Regions from separate parts of the Homo sapiens genome. Here region 1 is linked to region 2. Evidence: chromatin loops called from intact Hi-C (ENCODE). Cell type or tissue: PC-9. All regions are shown on one strand. Links, peaks and the distances in the headings refer to the core of each region. The heading gives the core; the rest is flanking DNA.

Region 1 (9,130 bases), core at 430-8,429, 160 kb before region 2:
GCACTCTTAAACCCAAACACACACACACACTTGCCACAAACATTTTGTCCTTATCAGAATAGTTTGACTTTGATGTTAAGCCACTACCCAGCTTGCTATACTTGAACCTTGAGTAGGTCCAAAAATACAGAAATAAAACCCAGAAACCTCTCATTATGGTGCAAGATGATGCTCATGTTAATAGAATAGATTATTGGGTGCTAAGGTGTCTCCAGGAGGAGTGAAAGGTACAACAGCTGTGGTTGATTCTTCACTCTACACAGGCTGCTGAGATCATCAAACTTTGATAACCCCACGTGGTAGAACTAGGGAGGCAACAGGAAGACACACCCACTCATTTGTATTCTTGATATCATGGAAATCACCATTCTAATATTTTGCTAGTTTGGTAGTAAACTAAAGGAAAAGCCAATTTATACAAGTCAGAGTCTTCCTTCTCCCTAGTTTAAGAAGCAGCACCAATCTTTGTGGTCTGGTCCAGCTGAAGTAGTCTAGCATCACAAACCATACCCACCTCCAAGGTGAAGCTAACTAGACCACAGGTAGTTGTTCTTCAGACTATATTTACTTTATGCTTTATACTTTGAGACAGTTGAATACAGTTCTAATTTACAGTTCCTATAAGACAACCAGGGTATAAAAGTGCCCAATGGAGGAATAAGAATGAGACATTGAACTCTACAGAAACCTATTGTTATTTCTTGTTCCCATCCTCTTGTACTAAAAAAATTGCAAATCATTCTGAATAGTTCCATCTGGTTTCTCGCCTCATTTCACCTTCTGATATATGGCACACCTGAACTCCCAACTTGTTTCCTTTCCTCCCTGCTGCCTTTCCCTCCTCCTGTATAGTAAACCTTTTTTCTGATCTCCCCCTGACCAATAGGTGCCCTTCCACAATGGTTCCAGGGTTAGCCCATGGCAGACATTTATCATTTGCCTGTCTCTCTTCCTCCTTGAAGACAAGCATTATATTTTTTCACCAATGTATACTTGGTAATACTTGACATGTAGTAAACGCTCAATAAATGCTGAGGAAAGAATGAAATAATAGAGACTGATGAGAGAAGAAAAGCTTTTAAACAATTTCAAAAAGCATTTAGGAGGCTAGGTGCGGTGGCTCACGCCTATAATCCCAGCACTTTGGGAGGCCAAGGCAGGCAGATCACCTGAGGTCAGGAGTTTCAGAACAGCCTGTCCAACATGGTGAAACCCCATCTCTACTAAAAATACAAAATTATCCCAGCATGGTGGCAGGCACCTGTAATCCCAGCTACTTGGGAGGCTAAGGCAGGAGAATGGTTTGAACCCTGCAAGCGGAGGTTGCAGTGAGCCGAGACCGCTCCATTAAACTCCAGCCTGGGCAACAAGAGCAAAACTCTGTCTAAAAAAATATATACATATATATTTAGGGAAGGTCCCAGGAATACAGTGTCATAAAAAACAATACAATATTTTACATGTTTCTGTACATGTACATATACACATATATATACATTTTTTCACAGAGGAAAACAACCTAAGTTTTCAATTCTGTTTTCATCATTTGCCTTTCTAAAGTCAAAGACAGAAAAACACTGAAAGATAAAATGAGCAGTTACCTTGAAGACTGGGTTGGTTCAGAGGGCGCCTGAGAAAAGTTTAGCACATACGACATCCAAATGAGTTTTTGGAAGGCATTCAGTAATGACAAATGACGTTGATCAAAGAAAAAGCATGAATCAGAATTCAAGAGTTACTTGCTCAGCCCTCCTGAGCAAAATGACCATCTTACCCCTCAATTTGTGAATTTTTACCGTGCACTTCCTCAACAGGACTCACCTGGGCACATGCTGGGTCAGCTCTATCATTGCCAGGTGTTTGTTTTAAAATCTACTTTGGGTCTTTAATCTTAAAAATAAAGTTATACTGCATGTGCTGTTTATAAAAACTATTCATTTTATTTATATTTCCTAACAGCCTAAATTGCTCATAAGAAAGGTTTTGTGTTTTTGCAAATATGGCCTAAATAGGTCTGAGAGGAAGTACTATCTACTTCTAGTCAACACAAAAGAAGTAAAAGTTTTTCCATTAAATCACATTTATTAATCAGGAAAAACTGAACAAAGACTGGGTATTAGATGAATATTTGGAATTATTGTTAATGCCTTTGGTTGGAATAATTTTGATTATTTTTAAGATCTTGTATATTAGATAACTATACTGAAGTATTTACTAGTGAGATTATGTAAATGCTTGGATTTGCTTTCAAATCCCCCCAAAAGAAAAAAGTGTATAAGGAGATGGGGAAGGTGAATATAGCCAAAGCAAGCGCAGCAAAATATTGATAATAGCTGAGTAAGGAGTAGATGGGAGTTCAGCATATGCTCCTCTCTACTTTTGTGTATGCTGGAAATTTTCTACAACCAAAAAATTTGTTTAAACCACATTTACTGACTATGAGGTAATGAGCCTTGTGTCGATATTCATGAATCTTGGAGTAAATACATTGACTATTCAGTCCACAAATATGCAAATGCATGGTATCTAGGAAACCCATGGTCTGCAATTATAGAATATTAAGATGAATCCTTTCTTAAAAAGACAATGTATCTGGCTTGCTCTTCTTTTTTTTTTTTTTTTGAGACAGAGTCTCACTCTGTTGCCTAGTCTGAAGCGCAATGGCGTGATCTCAGCTCACTGCAACCTCTGCCTTCCAGGTTCAAATGATTCTCCTGCCTCAGCCTCCTGAGTAGCTGGGATTACAGGCATGTGCCATCACGTCTGGCCAATTTTTGTATTTTTAGTAGAGATGGGTTTTCGCCATGTTGACCAGGCTGGTCTCAAACTCCTGACCTCAAGTGATCCACCCGCCTTGGCCTACCAAAGTGCTGGGATTACAGGTGCCCGGCCTCAGGGCTTTTATTAATATGTAAGATCCCTGAACTTAGTTGCTTTATCCTTCAGGCTCTGCATCACTTTACACACATCTCTATCAAAGCACTTTTTTCTTTATATCATGGCTAGTTTACGTGTCTGAATTGCTTTGATAGCAAGGTTTATTTCTCATGGATGGGTGCAGTGATTAAAAGCACAAGCTCTGGAATTTGACTGCCCATATCCAAACCCTGGTCCTTCCCTTTACTAGCCACGTGATTTGGATGCCTCTTTCCTCATTTGTGTAATGGAAGCAATAATAGGGCCCACTCTTACTGATGTTGCTGTAAGGATTAAGGGGTCTCACAAACAATAAGTACGCACACAAACTTATGAATTTTATGCTTTAGTGTCCTTAAAAGAAAGGCCAATATTGAGAGATGTACTCTGTCAAGCCCTTGGAACTGAACTTGAAGAATACTCTTGTCCTTGCCCTGCTGTGCTGTGCTATCAATTTGCCAAGACAATCTATTTTCCTATAACTTACCCACCTGGTGTCCCTGCTGTCAACACAATACCAGTGACTCTCCCAGTGGAATTTTACAGGCTTGGTGTTGAGGATTCTTACTCAGGTATTAAAATAAAGCCTTGGGGATTAATAAACTCTTGACAGAGTCAGCTCACCATATTCTCAGAGCAGTGTCTAGGTAGCAGTTAGACTTAAACATAAATCACAAAATTCAACAGAGTTAAGCTATTTAACTTACTGTTTTATTCATCCAATATAAATATAATATGCATTTTGCATATCTTAACATCTCTGAAATTGGAATGCATCTTACAATAGCATGGCGTAGTATGATTGGCAATTTAATGATTTATCTTACAAACATGATATCTTAGGTTCAGCAAGAACTGATAAGATTAAATCTTTGCTGGGCGCAGTGGCTCATGCCTGGTGGCCCAGCACTTTGGAAGGCCAAGGTGGGTGGATCACCTGAGGTCAGGAGTTCAAGACAAGTCTGGCCAACATAGTGAAACCCTGTCTACTAAAAATACAAAAAATTAGCTGGGCATGGTGGCGGGTGCCTGTAATCCCAGCTACTCAGGGGGCTGAGGCAGGAGAATCACTTGAACCCAGGAAGCAGAGGTTGCAGTGAGCTGAGATCGTGCCATTGCACTTCAGACTGGGCAACAGAGTGAGACGCTGTCTCAAAATAAAAAATTTAAAAAAAAAAGAAAGAAAAAAAGATTAAATCTTCAGAACCTGGCATTGTATCAATATAATATTTGGCATATGGAAACCTACAGGCTTAGGCAAATTACTGGCCAAAGACTCAGCGGTTTTTTTCTCTACCCAGAAATAGAGTATTTTCCAGGTCTGTGAAAAGCCTTATGGTGTTTTTCTCTAGGGCTATGTTCTCAAAGCCCTGCTGTTTCTAACAAAAAATGATCATCAAGATAAAAAAACAACATATGAGCTCTTTGAAAACCTGAGCCTTGATTTGAGAAAGGCTCTTTCCTAAGTGTCATCGTTTTGGTTTGTATGAGTCATTGTAGAATGCCACTCTAGATCTTAACAAGTCCTCTCCAACCCCCACCCCATTGGTTTCCCTAATAGCTGAGTGGAGAATATAAAAAGGAGGAGTTGGCTAGATCCAGCTTCTTCCCTGCTAAGATGCCTCTTATAATAGAGTCTTTCCCTTTCATACATTTAAACTTCCTTCTCCACCCAATATCAGCCTTGTCATCAAGCTCCCTGGTGATTCACATCCACAGGCACTGGAGGCCTGTCTTTTTTGGCAGCAATATCTAGGCTACACCCTACACCCTTACTTTGCCTTCCTATTGCTGATATGATAATTTCTCCTGTTTTTCCTGGTATGATGACCTTCAGCTTGACATGCTCTCCCAGGAAATGTGTCCTTCCCCAAAGCAGCTTCAGCAGTAAGAATCTTAACTAGTCAGTATCCTTGACAGCACAAGTCTCTGCAATGTTGTGACCAGAGGAGGAAAAGGCATTAGTAAAGTCCTTAAGATCCTTAAGGACCAGGGCCTCTCTTGATTTTCACATTTTACAAATGAGGCTCAGAGGGTGAGGGACTTACCCAGAGTGACACCATCACTTCTAAGAGAGTGAAGAACAGAACCTTGGCCATCACCTCCAGCCCTTCCTTCAGGAGGATGTGCTTCTTCCCTCAGTTTAGATTCTCCCCAATCACAGTCTCAAAAACAGCAGATAAATTGCAATCCTGGACAGCTATCATGCTCTTTGTAATCTTTCCGGATTATAATAAAAGGGTATGAGAATGCACTGGACATCACTGTCATAATACAAAAGGTGGTGACTCTATAAGTGTAGCAGCATGCTTGGAAGTAGAGCTTGAAGGTACATGTGCATATGACTTTATTTAAGATTAAGAAAGAATCAGTTGTCTGCATTGAAGCATGGAGGGTATGTGGAAAGGGTAACAGCATGACCCAACCTATGTCCTTGGCATCCTCACTCAACCAGGCAATAGGTTCCTCATCTTTGACCCTTTGGATGCCTTCCCCATTTGGAGATCTTCCCTGACTAGGTCCCTTTATCATCCATTCTTTATGGTAAAATTATATGACATTGACTTGGGGATGAACTCTCCTTTCCCATGCTAGCAAACATCTTGGCTGCATTCCCTTTTGAACAAAAACACATGGGAACACACACACACACAATCCCAAAAAGTTTCAATAATTTTGTCTCAAATAAAGGCAAGAAACCAAAACTTAACAGGCTTAGTAATAGTTGGGAGTAAAAAGAATCTGGCATTTGCCCCTCTTATTCCAACTTAGTCCTCTTGCTCTCCAGAAAAGTAGGAGGCCTCCCTGCCCAGACGATCGTGATGTTCCCTCATAGATGTTCCCTAAAATCAAGGAGAGAGGCCCAGTCCAAGTCCCCCCTTCTCTCCTCTTCCCATTTTCCTTTCAACATTTCTTTTCCTCCAGAAGTCTCCACCTCTCTCCAGCTCTGGATCCTTAACATGAGACATCTCTGCAATCTGTGTTGTGAAGTGACTTTTGACATTTGTTGTCACTGTCCTTCCCTGCCAGGAATCCATGTCCCTGCAGTTGTCCTGTGCTCAACATACTGGCTTATGACATGCTACTAAGGAAAAAGAAGCCCTTTTCCCACCCACTCATTGTTGCAGCAGTGTAGCACGATGATCACCAAGGATCACGGCTCACATTCCCAACATCTTATGAGGAGTGTGTGTGGGGAGGGTGTGGTGGCTTACACCTGGAATCCCAGCACTTTTGGAGGCTGAGATGGGAGGATCATTTGAGCCCAGGAGTTCAAGACCAGCCTAGGCAACATAATGAGCCCCCCATCTCTGCAAGTAATAAATAATTTTTTTAAAAAACTAGCCGGGAATGGTGGCATGCACCTGTTGTCATAGCGACTCAGGAGGCTGACTTGGGATTGCTCAAGCCCAGGCAGTCAAGGCTGCAGTAAGCCATGATCATGCCACTGCACTCCAGCCTGGGCAACAGAGCGAGACCCCATCTCAAAAAACCAAAAAGTGGTAATATAATCTCCTCCGCATGTCTACATTGGCTTTGCTTCTTGTTTTGTCTTTTTTTCTTGGGGAGAGGGGAATTGAGGGCAGAAAGAAAGGAAAGCAGCTAGGGAAGTGATAGAGGGAAAGGAGTGCAAAAGATTTTGATCAAGCACCAAACTGTTTCCAAGTGACAGGGCTGGGTGATTAAGCACCAACTACAGGACCAAGAACTGCTCCCACAAGGTGTTTGTGTTTCCAGAATTCATATTAGGCAAGCCAGGAATCACAGGCCCTGTGCCTTTCCCACATCCTGCAGCACATGCCGTACACTCTGGTAGAATTCTCGATTACAGCAAATGTCCCAAGGAGCATCATTCAAAAAGTAACAGTGGTAAAAGTCTAGAAAGTCACAAGCGATTGAGCTACATACCTGATCATCAAAGAGCTTCTAGAAAATTGGACTCACATACACTAAAATCTACCTCTTCTATGACCCAAACACTTCTTTTACTTGTTTCACATCACATGTGAAAAAGTGTGGATTGAGACCCCCCCACACACACACCAAAAAAAAGAGAGAAGGTAGCTTAGCTAAGGAGCTATGTGCTCTAAATCTTCTATTTGAGTTGTTTTGCTTTTATCATGAAATAGCATTATCAAAATCCAGAAGAGGATTTTTCCTAGACAGGCCAAAGGGAAACTCTGTTTCAGTAAACTTCAGACCTGGGTTCTACCTAACTTCTAAATGTCTTAACTCTGTCATTCATCTTTAGGCCCTAGTATAGGTGCACAGTGACAGTTGGCTTAGTATTAAATGAATGAGAATCACAATCTCATGCATTTGTGGAGCACTTCATTGCTTTCAAAGCCAGTTTCTCTTTTTATTTTTACCTCACAACAACTCAGTAAGTTAGGTAGGCCAAGTCATCTAATCCCCACTTTTTTTTTTTTTGAGACAGAGTCTTGCTCTGTTGCCAGGCTGAAGTGCAGTGGTGCGATCTCAGCTCACTGCAACCTTCACCTCCCGGGTTCAAGCAATTCCCCTGCCTCAGCCTCCTGAGTAGCTGGGACTACAGGCACCCGCCACCACACCCAGCTAATTTTTTTGTATTTTAGTAGAGATGGGGTTTCACCATGTTGGCCAGGATGGTCTCCTGACCTCGTAATCCACCCTCCTCGGCCTCCAAAAGTGCTGGGATTACAGGCATGAGCCACTGTGCCCGGCCCTATCCTTATTTTTATAAATCACAGTGTTTAGGTTTAAAGCAATAAGAGGTCATGGTATCCTCTGAGGAACAACATGATCTACTGGCACTTTAAATTAGATAGCAACTTAAATTGTAGATTCTGGGGCAGGCAATGTCTGACTACAGGTCAGGCAGAAACCATGCGGACTATTGGTGGGTATATTAGTCAAAGTTCTCTGGACAAACAGAACTGATTGTGTGTGTGTGTGTGTGTGTGTGTGTGTGTGTGTGTGTGTGTGTGTGTGTGTGTGTTTATTATGAGGAATTGGCTCATAGGATTATGGAGGTTAAGTTCCACAATCTACCATCTCAAGCTATAGGCTCAGAAAAGCCGGTGGTATAATTCAGTCCAAGTCCAAAGGCTAAAAACCAAAGGAGCTGATGGTATAAATCCCTGTCCCAGAATACAGATTAGATGAGATATTCAGTTGCCACAGTGAGACAGGAAAAAAAAGGGGTGAACTCCTCCTTCTGCTTTTTTTTCTATTCAGGCACTCAATGGATTAGATGGTGCCCAATCAAATGGGAAAGGCGATCTACTTGACTGAGTCCACAGAGTGAAATGTTCATCTCATCCAGAAACACCTTCACAGACACGCCTAGAAATGATATTTAATCTGGGCATGTTAGCAGCAGAACACCTCAATTCAATTAAAGAAACACCTGTGCTCTGGAGAAGCATGGTTTCAGACCAACGCCTGTAAGTGAAAATACTGATTCATAAGGGATTAAGTGGCTTTCTCACGGTCACACAAGTAATCAGTAACATAGTCAGAGTTCAATCCTTTTTCCATGAGACCAAGTAGCCTCTTGAAATTTAGTTAGCATGAAAATCATTTTTTTTTTTTTTTTGAGACAGAGTCTCACTCTCACCCAGGCTGCAGTTCAGTGGTGCGATCTCAGCTTACCGCAACCTCCATCTCCTGGGTTCAAGCAATTCTCATGCCTCAGGCTCCTGAGTAGCTGGGACTACAGGCGCCTGCCACCATGTCTGGCTAATTTTTGTATTTTTAGTAGAGATGAGGTTTCACCATGTAGGCCAGGCTGATCTTGAACTCCTGATCTCAAGTGATCGGCTCGCCTCAGCTTTCCAAAGTTCTGGGATTACAGGCATGAGCCACTGCACCTGGCTAGCATGAAAATCTTAAAGATTGATTAATAATCTAGGAGATATAAAAGAAAAGTGATTGAAGTTCAAATGGCTCTAGAACTTCAATAGCGAAGCCATCTAACCCATCCCCCTCTTATCTATAGAATCACATGCAATTCTTCCCAATCTGGAATGACTGGAAGGTGCTCAGATAGGATTGTGTCACCTTATGATAAACCACTGTGTCCAACTTGATATGTAGTGATTCACATACTTATTTATGTCTCTAGGTATTTGTGTTCTCTTTGATTAACTATATATATATTAAATAGAGACAGGGTCTAGCTATGTTATCCAGGCTGGTCTCAAACTCCTGGCCTCAAGCAATCCTCCACAGC
Region 2 (9,130 bases), core at 448-8,447:
AGCTGGGGTTACAGGTGTGCACCATCATGCCTGGCTAATTTTTGTGGTTTTTTTGTAGAGACAGGGTTTCACCATGTTGCCTGCCTTGGCCTCCCAAAGTGCTGGGATTACAGGTGTGAGCCACCACACCCGGCCCTTTTTTTTTTTTTTTTTTTTTTTTTGAGACAGAGTTTTGCTCTTGTTGCCCAGGCTGGAGTGTAACAGTGTGATCTCAGCTCACCGCAACCTCTGCCTCCCAGGTTCAAGTGATTCTCCTGCCTGAGCCTACCGAGTAGCTGGGATTACAGGCATGCGCCACCACGCCCGGCTAATTTTGTATTTTTAGTAGAGATGGGGTTTCTCCATGTTGGCCAGGCTGGCCTCAAACTCCCGACCTCAGGTGATCCGCTTTCCTCGGCCTCCCAAGATGCTGGGATTACAGGCATAAGCCACCGCACCCAACAAAATATAACCCCTCCACGACCGTGGCAGAACTCAAACCTGCAATCTTTTGATCCGAAGTCAGACGCCTTATCCATTAGGCCACACGGCCAGCTGGTTGGCCAAGTCTTTGTTCAAAATGCCAAGAGCCTGGATGGCCTCCACCGATAACATTAGCAGAAAGTTTTCCTCTTCTCTTCCTAAGATAGAGAAAAACCAGCTCACATTGTAAATCCTGCATCAGGCAGGCCACCTTTACCTAGGGTTCCCCAGGCTTCCACTTCCCAGTGTGGACTCCCCATGTGGCTGCCTGGCACACACCATGCCTCAGTCTCCCCTGGCAGAGGAGGACGGATCAGGCTCTAGTCTGGGCACTGCCATTGGTAGAGGTGTGACCTTTGTTGGGTGAATTAAAGCCAGAGATTTCAGAGCCAAATCTCAGAGCCACAGATTTCCCAGTTTAACTGAAGGCGATAATCTTCCCTGGGGTGGTGAGGGACGCAGAGGAGAGACGTTTTCCCTAAGCTAGGAACAGAAAAGTTCTTTTCCAAGAACCAATTCAGCTGGATCGAACAGCCTCTTCCCCACTAGGGGACAGGCTGCCCTCACACTATCTCAGTCAGATTCCCTAACTTTTCAGTCACTTCCTGACATTAAAGCCATTCATTTCAGTTGTTAAAGCTTGGAACTGTTCAAATGTTAAAGTTCATCTCATAGTCAAGTCAGAGTCTACCAGGCTCCACCTCCTCCCAGCACAGCCTTGATTGATGCCTTTAAGGCTGGAGGGAGAGGCTCATTCCCGCACCCTTCTGTCTGTGTTTACACAGATTTTTGACAACGGGGTAGGAAGGATGGAGAGGAAGCACAGATAGCTCTTTATGTGACTGGCTATGGTGTAGTTTTGGTCTCTCGCCTTGGCCATTTACGCTGGCCTGGCTTGTCATCTATAGGCTTGGTATGGACAGGTGGTGGCCCCAGTGGGCTCCTGCTGAGGAGGGACTCATCCCAAGCATCCCGCTAGCGTGTTTGAGGGTCTCTTGGGAAGATGGCTATGCCTGGTCAAGCTGCCTCCACCCCATTGCATCAGGAGCCCATTCTTTTTACCCTTTGCCCCAAGTTCATCTACCTCTGCTAGCCCAGCTCGGCCTGTAGACACATAGGCAGGAGGCATTTTCTGCACCTATGTGAGGTGATCATCCCTGCACCTTCTCTTTCTGGCCATTCTATACTGTCTTGTTTCCACTGAAGTCTCCCCTTTCTGCTGAGCAATCATCTAGTGGGGGGATAATGTGTCAGTCCTCCTTCTTGCAGACACTACTTTATTTATTTATTTATTTGTTTGTTTATTTTTGAGGCGGAGTTTTGCTCTTGTTCCCCAGGCTGGAGTGCAATGGAACTATCGCGGCTCACTACAACCTCCGACTCCTGGGTTCAAGCGATTCTCCTGCCTCAGCCACCCGAGTGACTGGGATTACAGGTGCATGCCACCATGCCCAGCTAATTTTTATATTTTCAGTGGAGACGGGGTTTCGCCATGTTGGTCAGGCTGGTCTCGAACTCCTGACCTCAGGTGATCCACCTGCCTTGGCCTCCCAAAGTGCTGGGATTACAGGCATAAGCCACCTCTCCTGGCCGACACTACCATCTTTAAAAGAAAGGTTCTGCTGGGTGCAGTGGCTCACGCCTGTAATCCCAGCACTTTGGGGGGCCAAGGCAGGTGGATCACCCGAGGTTAGGAGTTCCAGACCAGCCTGACCAACATGATGAAACCCCATCCCTACCGAAAATACAAAAATTAGCCGGGCTTGGTGGCTCACGCCTGTAATCCCAGCTACTTAGGAGGCTGAGTCGAGGAGAATCAGTTGAACCCGGGAGGCGGAGGTTGTGGTGAGTCAAGATCCTGCCACTGCACTCCAGCCTGGGCGACAGAGCAAGACTCTGTCTCAAAAAAAAAAAAAAAAAAGAAGAAAGGTTCTTTGCCCTCCCTCTTTCCCCTTTGGCTTTGAGAAGAACTAGTCAAGTAGGGCATGTGTGTATGTGGTGTTTTCTTTCTTTTCTTTTTCTTTTTCTTTTTTTTTTTTTTTTTTTTTTGAGACAGGGTTTCATTCTGTTACCCAGGCTGGAGTGCAGTGGTGCGATCACAACTCACTGCAGCCTCAACCTCCCAGGCTCAAGCGATCCTCCCACCTCAGCCTCCTGAGTAGCTGGAACTATCCATGCATACCACCACAGCCAGCTAATGTTTGTATTTTTTTTTTTTTTTGAGACAGAGTCTCGTTCTGTTGCCCAGGCTGGAGTTCAGTGGCGCAATCTCGGCTCACTGCAAGCTCCACCTCCCAGGTTCATGCCATTCTCCTGCCTCAGCCTCTGAAGTTGCTGGGACTACAGGCGCCCACCACCACGCCCGGCTAATTTTTTGTATTTTTAGTAAATACGAGGTTTCATCATGTTAGCCAGGATGGTGTTGATCTCCTGACCTCGTGATCTGCTCGCCTCGGCCTCCCAAAGTGTTGAGATTACAGGCGTGAGCCACCGCGCCCAGCCACGTTTGTATTTTTTGTAGAGACAGGGTCTTAATATGTTGCCCAGGCTGGTCTCGAATTCCTTAGCTCAAGTGATCCACCTGTCTCAGCCTCTTAAAGAGCTGGGATTACAGACGAGAGCCATAGCATCCGGCCTTAGTCAGGTGTTTAATTCCATGGAGAGGAGAAGAGGGAATGAGCTCCATACAAACACTGAATGTCCCTATTGTGGCTCAGAAAACAGTGCCCCCAAGAGAAGGCCTCAGAAGCAAAAACTTTTCTCTGACCTTCTCCTGCCCTCCTGTCTCTCAGTGCCATTCTCCCCCAGGGCTAGCCATAGAAACTAGAATGCCTCTTTTCTAAGGTGGGTCATAGAAACCAGAATCCTGGCCTGGTGCGGTGGCTCACGCCTGTAATCCCAGCACTCTGGGAGGCCGAGCTGGGTGGATCACCTGAGGTCAGGAGTTTGAGCAGCCTGGCCAACATGGTTATAACTCCATCCCAACTAAAAATACAAAAAAATACAAGACAAAACTCCAGCCACTTTCTAAGTCCAGAACTTCTTTCCTGAGTCTTTTTTTTTTTCCCTCAGTGGCGCCATCCTGGCCCACTGCAACCTCCACCTCCCTGGTTTAAGCAATTCTCCTGCCTCAGCCTCCTGAGTAGCTGGGACTATATGCATGTGCCACCACGCCTGGCTAATTTTTGTGTTATTAGTAGAGATGGGGTTTCACCATGTTGGCCAGGCTGGTCTTGAATTCCTGGCCTCCTGATCCGCCCACCTTGGCCTCCCAAAGTGCCAGGATTACAGGCGTGAGCCACCGCGCCCGGCCGTTTCCTGAGCATCTTGATTCCAGGCAGAATATGTAGAGAAAATATTGCAACTTGCCTGTGGCTGTCTCCTCGCCCTCCCTCTAGGCACTCAGGCTCCTAGGGGGATAGCAACTTAAGACCCTACCTTAGGAAAGGACTTATTCCAAGGTCCCTGCTCACTCACAAACTAGGACTTCATTAGTACCTGTGTGTGCATGTGTGTGTGGAGGGAGATTAACCACAGCGGCCAAGGGGGAGGTTGGAGGGGATGAGTAGAGAGAAGGGAACTAAGAAGTCCAGCTCCTTACCTCTTTGGGGAGCTAGAGTCAAATTCCCTCGGAGTGTCACACCCATCCAGGACATGTCCCCATGGTGGTGGGAGAAACTGCCTCAGAGAGGGGTTGGGTCATGGCCACTACTTAATGCTGTGAAAGGAAATGAAAACTCAGGACCTCGGCCGGGCGCCGTGGCTCACACCTGTAATCCCAGCACTTTGGGAGGCCGAGATGGGCGGATCACGAGGTAAGGAGATCGAGACCATCCTGGCTAACACGGTGAAACCCCGTCTCTAATAAAAATACAAAAAATTAGCCGGGCGTGGTGGCGGGCGCCTGTAGTCCCAGCTACTAGGGAGGCTGAGGCAGGAGAATGGCCTGCAGTGAGCTGAGATTGCGCCACTGCACTCCAGCCTGGGCGACAGAGCCAGACTCTTCTCAAAAAAAAAAAAAAAACAAACAAACAAAAAAACGGCTAAAAGCTGAGTCATACAATGAAACTGCCTTTCCTTTTGTTCCTAAACAGATAGCACAGATAAAAGGTTAAATATCTCCACAGGCAGCTACTCCACTTTCGCCTTATCTTATGTAAACACTGAGTTACTGATTGCAAAACAAATCCATAATTGACTATTCCCCTACCTTCTCCTTTTCCCTTGCAACTTGTGGATTTCCAGACCCTCCCTTTTTCCCCTCCAGCAGCTTTTCCCCTTTAAATAGTGAAGTCCTGGAAGTCATCTTTGGAGAAAGGCACAGACCACACGGACTGTGTCTGTGATTCCGTATTTTTCCTTCTGGGCATATCCTTAACCTTGGAAAAATTAACTCATAAATTGATTCAGGCCCGTCTCAGAGCAATACTTGATGTCTGGTCCCTGTTTTGATCTTTCATATTTGAAAAACATTAATTTTTACTTGGCTTTCTTGGGTTTTGAGAGAAGCATCTGCAATTCTTTTTTTTTTTTTTTTTATTGTATTTGAAAGTTTTATTTTAGGCTGCAGAAACAAAAACAAGCAAACAAACAACAAATAACTTGAACAATTCTTTTAGTCTGGAAAAACTATAAATCTTCTCCAGTGGCACCTCCAGCCTCAGGTTCTTCCTGAGAGGATGCTTCTTCTGTTCATCTTATTTGTTTAAAAATCCCTGCGCCCCAGCTTGTGAGTAGGGTGCCCCATATTGAAGGTAAAAAGTCTAACAAGGTGATATCACTTGCTTAAGGTGGCACAGCTAGCAAATTGCACAAGGGAACAGCAAACTCAGACAGCCACAAGCCATATACCAGAGTCTGAACTCTTTTTTATTACTATTATTATTATTGAAACGGAGTCTTGCTGTGGTCTGTGGTCCAGGCTGGAGTGCAGTGGCGAGATCTTGGCTCACTACAACTTCCGCCTCCCAGGTTCAAGCAATTCTCCTGCCTCAGCCTCCTGAGTAGCTGAGATTACAGGCACGAACTACCACGCCCGGCTAATTTTTGTATTTTTAGTAGAGATGGGGTTTCACCATATTGGCCAGCTGGTCTCAAACTCCTGACCTCAGGTGATCTGTCCGCCTCAGCTTCCCAAAGTGCTGGGATTATAGGTGTGAACCACTGCACCTGGCCTTTTTTTTTTTTTTTTTTTTTTTTTTTGAGTCTAAACTCTTAACAACGTTAAACTGTCTCCTCCTGACTCCCTCCCTTCACTTATTTTTATAACATCATAGCTGGGAAATCCACCCTCCAAATATTTTTCAACTGAAACTGCCAATGGTGAAATTGCTGCTTCTAACTGGAGGCCAGAGAGAATCCTAAGACTTTTCCTAAATTCTTCATAAAACCTCACCTTTCCCCAGCCTCTCAGGCACTGGTTGACCCTCCACATTCTTCACAAACTTCAGACCACTTCCTTATTGAGAAAGACTCAGTCATGACTTCCAGCATTTTCTGTCTGCACATAAATTCTGAAAGCTTTCGCCAGCTGTGACTGTGTTTCTCCCACAGCTAATGAACAACACACTTCCTAGAAACAGAAAGTTCAAGGAACTGAACTTGTAATATTTTTTCTTGGCCTTGTGTTTGTGACAATTACATTAAATTTCCCCCTCCAATTCCATCCAATAAGATGATACACCCGCTGAAGTTGCCTTCAGTCTCTTCCCAGTAATTAACCATGATTTATTCCGTGTTATTAATCCTTGTATTTCTCCTCTGTCTGCTCACTGATAACTCCCCCATCCTGTGTGAATCCACCCCCTGAATTCCTCAAATCCAGGATCATAATTAAGACTTGGAAGCACACAAGCCCCCGAGCCCTGGCTGAGAAATAGGAGAAGGAGGAAAAAGCTGGTCATAGCAAATGCTGTCTTCTGCCAACCCAAACCCCAAATGTTTTTAAGGGGGGGCGAGCTGGCTCTCAAAATCAGTATCAGCCCCAGATCCAGATTAGCACATTTTCTCCCAATGCAGGAACTGCTTCTCTTTACAAGAAGTGCAGGTGTGATGGGCATGGTGGCTCACACCTGTAATCCCAGCACTTTGGGAGGCAGAGGCGGGTGGATCACCTGAAGTCAGGAGTTCAAGAGCAGCCTAGCAAACATGGTGAAACCCCGTCTCTACTAAAAATATGAAATTAGCCGGGTATGGTGGTGTGTGCCTGTAATCCCAGCTACTCAGGAGGCTAAGGCAAGAAAATAGCTTGAACCTGAGAGGTGGAGGTTGCAGTGGGCCAAGATCTTGCCACTGCACTCCAGTCTGGGCAACAGAGCAGGACTCCACCACCAAAAAAAAAAAAAAAAAAAAGGGAAATGCAGGTGCTCTCGTGGTGGGAGGGTTCTAAGAGCGAGACCTGTCTCTCTCTTGCCATGGGTCCCTTTCTCTGCCAGCTTCAGATTGCACTTGCTGGATTCTCCCCCAAGACTGGAGCCTTGCTCTCCTTTTAAAGCACTGTTCATGATACCAGTGGCTGCATTCACAACCTGAGGGCTGTGGGGATGCCCCCCACAAATCCCAGTATCCTCTCTGCTGAGCATTGCCACAAATTAACAAGATCAATGAGAAGACCCCTGACCAGTCAGGTACCACTACCAGTCCCCAAAGGGTGCGTGTGCAGAGGAAATTCCAAACAAGTGTGTACTATGGCAAAACCCTGATGAGTCCAGCCAGTCTTAGATGGCCTACAAGGCCTCTTTTTGTTTCTCTAGCCTCAGGCCCAGACCAAGGTGGCCCTATCTTCTGAGACGGTGTTTCTCAACATTGATTGCATAAGAGAATCATCAGGAAGCTTGGAAAATATTCAATTAAATGACAATCTCTGAAGTAGGGCTTGAGCACTGGCATTGTTTCTGTTGATCAAGGCATAAACCATGTAAAGTGTGGGAAGTGTGTTAATCTTGAGTATAGCTTATGTGTTAATTATTATGTATTATATATGTATTAGTCCATTTTCATACTGCTATGAAGAAATACCCAAGAGTGGGTAATTTATAAAGAGAAAGAGGTTTAATAGACTTATAGTACCATATGGCTGGGAAAGTCTCACAATCATGGCAGAAGGTAAAGGAAGAACAAAGGCACGTCTTACATGGCAGCAGGCAAGACAGCAAGTGGAGGGGAACTGCCCTTTATAAAACCATCAGATGTCGTGAGACTTACTCACTATCATGAGAACAGCACAAGAAAAACCCACCCCCATGATTCAATTACCTCCCACTGGCTCACTTCCATGACACGTGGGGATTATGGGAGCTACAATTCAAGATGAGATTTGGGGCTGGGCATGGTGGCTCACAGGTGTAATCCCAGCACTTTGGGAGGCCAAGGCAGGCAGATCACTTGAGGTCAGGAGTTCAAGACCAGCCTGGCCAACATGGTGAAACCCTCTCTCTACTAAAAATACAAAAATTAGCCAGGCGTGGTGGCCTGTACCTGTAGTCCTAGCTACTCGGGAGGCTGAGGCAGGATAATCGCTTGAACCCAGGAGGCGGAGGTTGCAGTGAACCGAGATCACGCCACTGCACTCCAGCCTGGGCAACAGAGTGATACAGTAAGACTCCATCTAAAAAAAAAAAAAAAGTTGACATTTGGGTGAGGACACAGTCAAACCATATCTGTATCTATATCTACATCTATATCTGCTTATTTTCACAGATACAGATACATACACACACAGATCAAGATATACATTTTGAGCATTCTAGAAAGTCGCCTTCAGTCTCTTCCCAATAATTAACTACAATTTATTTTTCCATTCTCCTGTTTCTACTTTTTTGCTATATGCATACAGTAAGCATTGTTCATTTTACACATCCTTTCGTGGACATTTGCTTCCATTTCTCTTTAAACCTCCCCACCCCTCTTTTTTTACAGATGCCTGTCTGGGTGAGCTGGTTTCAAGCATGGGTATTTTTTGAAAGCTCCCTCTGGTGATTCTAGAATTCTAAGATTCAGCATTGAGACCCACTGCCTTAGGACCACACTGATTATAAACTGAGGCACAAATGTGCTCAATGGATAGAGGCTTCTCTGTGAGGCTGAGTACAGAACTTGTGGGAATCTTCATGTCTCTCCTCCTTTGGGTGCCACTCTTATATTCCACTTGAGTTCCCATGGTGGGGAGAAGGGGTTGGGGAGGGTCCTATGGGGGAGGCAGCCCCATGCGTATTTTATCACACCAGCTCTGTGAGTAGAAGGCAAGGAAGTCACCCAGATGAGTCTTTGAAAAAGACTGTAGGCCAGAAGACCCTTTTTGTTCCTCCTACCAACAGGTAGGCCCTGCCGTATCCTTGAGAACCATCTCAGAGGACCCTCTTTTGGGATGCAGCTTCCTCATCCCAAAGCTTTGGAAAACCCTGAGCTTCCCCACTAGGGCTGACCTGTCTGCCTTTCATCATTACATAGAACCAGAAGTGTGCTGATGACTTCATGTCTTGGAGTTTCTCTAATTTCAGCATTATTCTTGAGATGGACTGGAAGTCATATGAAGACCAGAGAGAATGCAGTGATTACAACGAGGCAGGCTTCAGGGCAAGGGCCTGGAATGATTTGGGCAAGAAACTCCTGGAAAACCTCTCTCAGGTATTTAGCCAGAGGTGAGGAGGGTGGGCAAAGAGTTATTTTC

Evidence for each region. Peaks named below come from ENCODE experiments on the same cell type or tissue, not always from the same donor. Only the 100,000 strongest peaks of a DNase experiment are listed, where the experiment ranks them.
Region 1: a loop joins it to region 2, with 2.5 times the contacts of the local background. A loop is called at or near these places in 6 of 110 quality-filtered maps.

What each region holds. Positions count from the first base shown.
Region 1 is chr9:110,346,660-110,355,789 of GRCh38, reverse strand. No RefSeq gene overlaps it. Among named protein-coding and RNA genes, the nearest start is that of TXNDC8, 13 kb to the right of the region's middle. In PC-9, for the core only: no CTCF peak of the experiment used is centred there; a DNase peak (open chromatin) is centred at 4,499; H3K27ac peaks cover 2,133 bases.
Region 2 is chr9:110,189,925-110,199,054 of GRCh38, reverse strand. No RefSeq gene overlaps it. Among named protein-coding and RNA genes, the nearest start is that of C9orf152, 14 kb to the left of the region's middle. In PC-9, for the core only: no CTCF peak of the experiment used is centred there; DNase peaks (open chromatin) are centred at 4,554, 5,894 and 7,214; H3K27ac peaks cover 1,780 bases.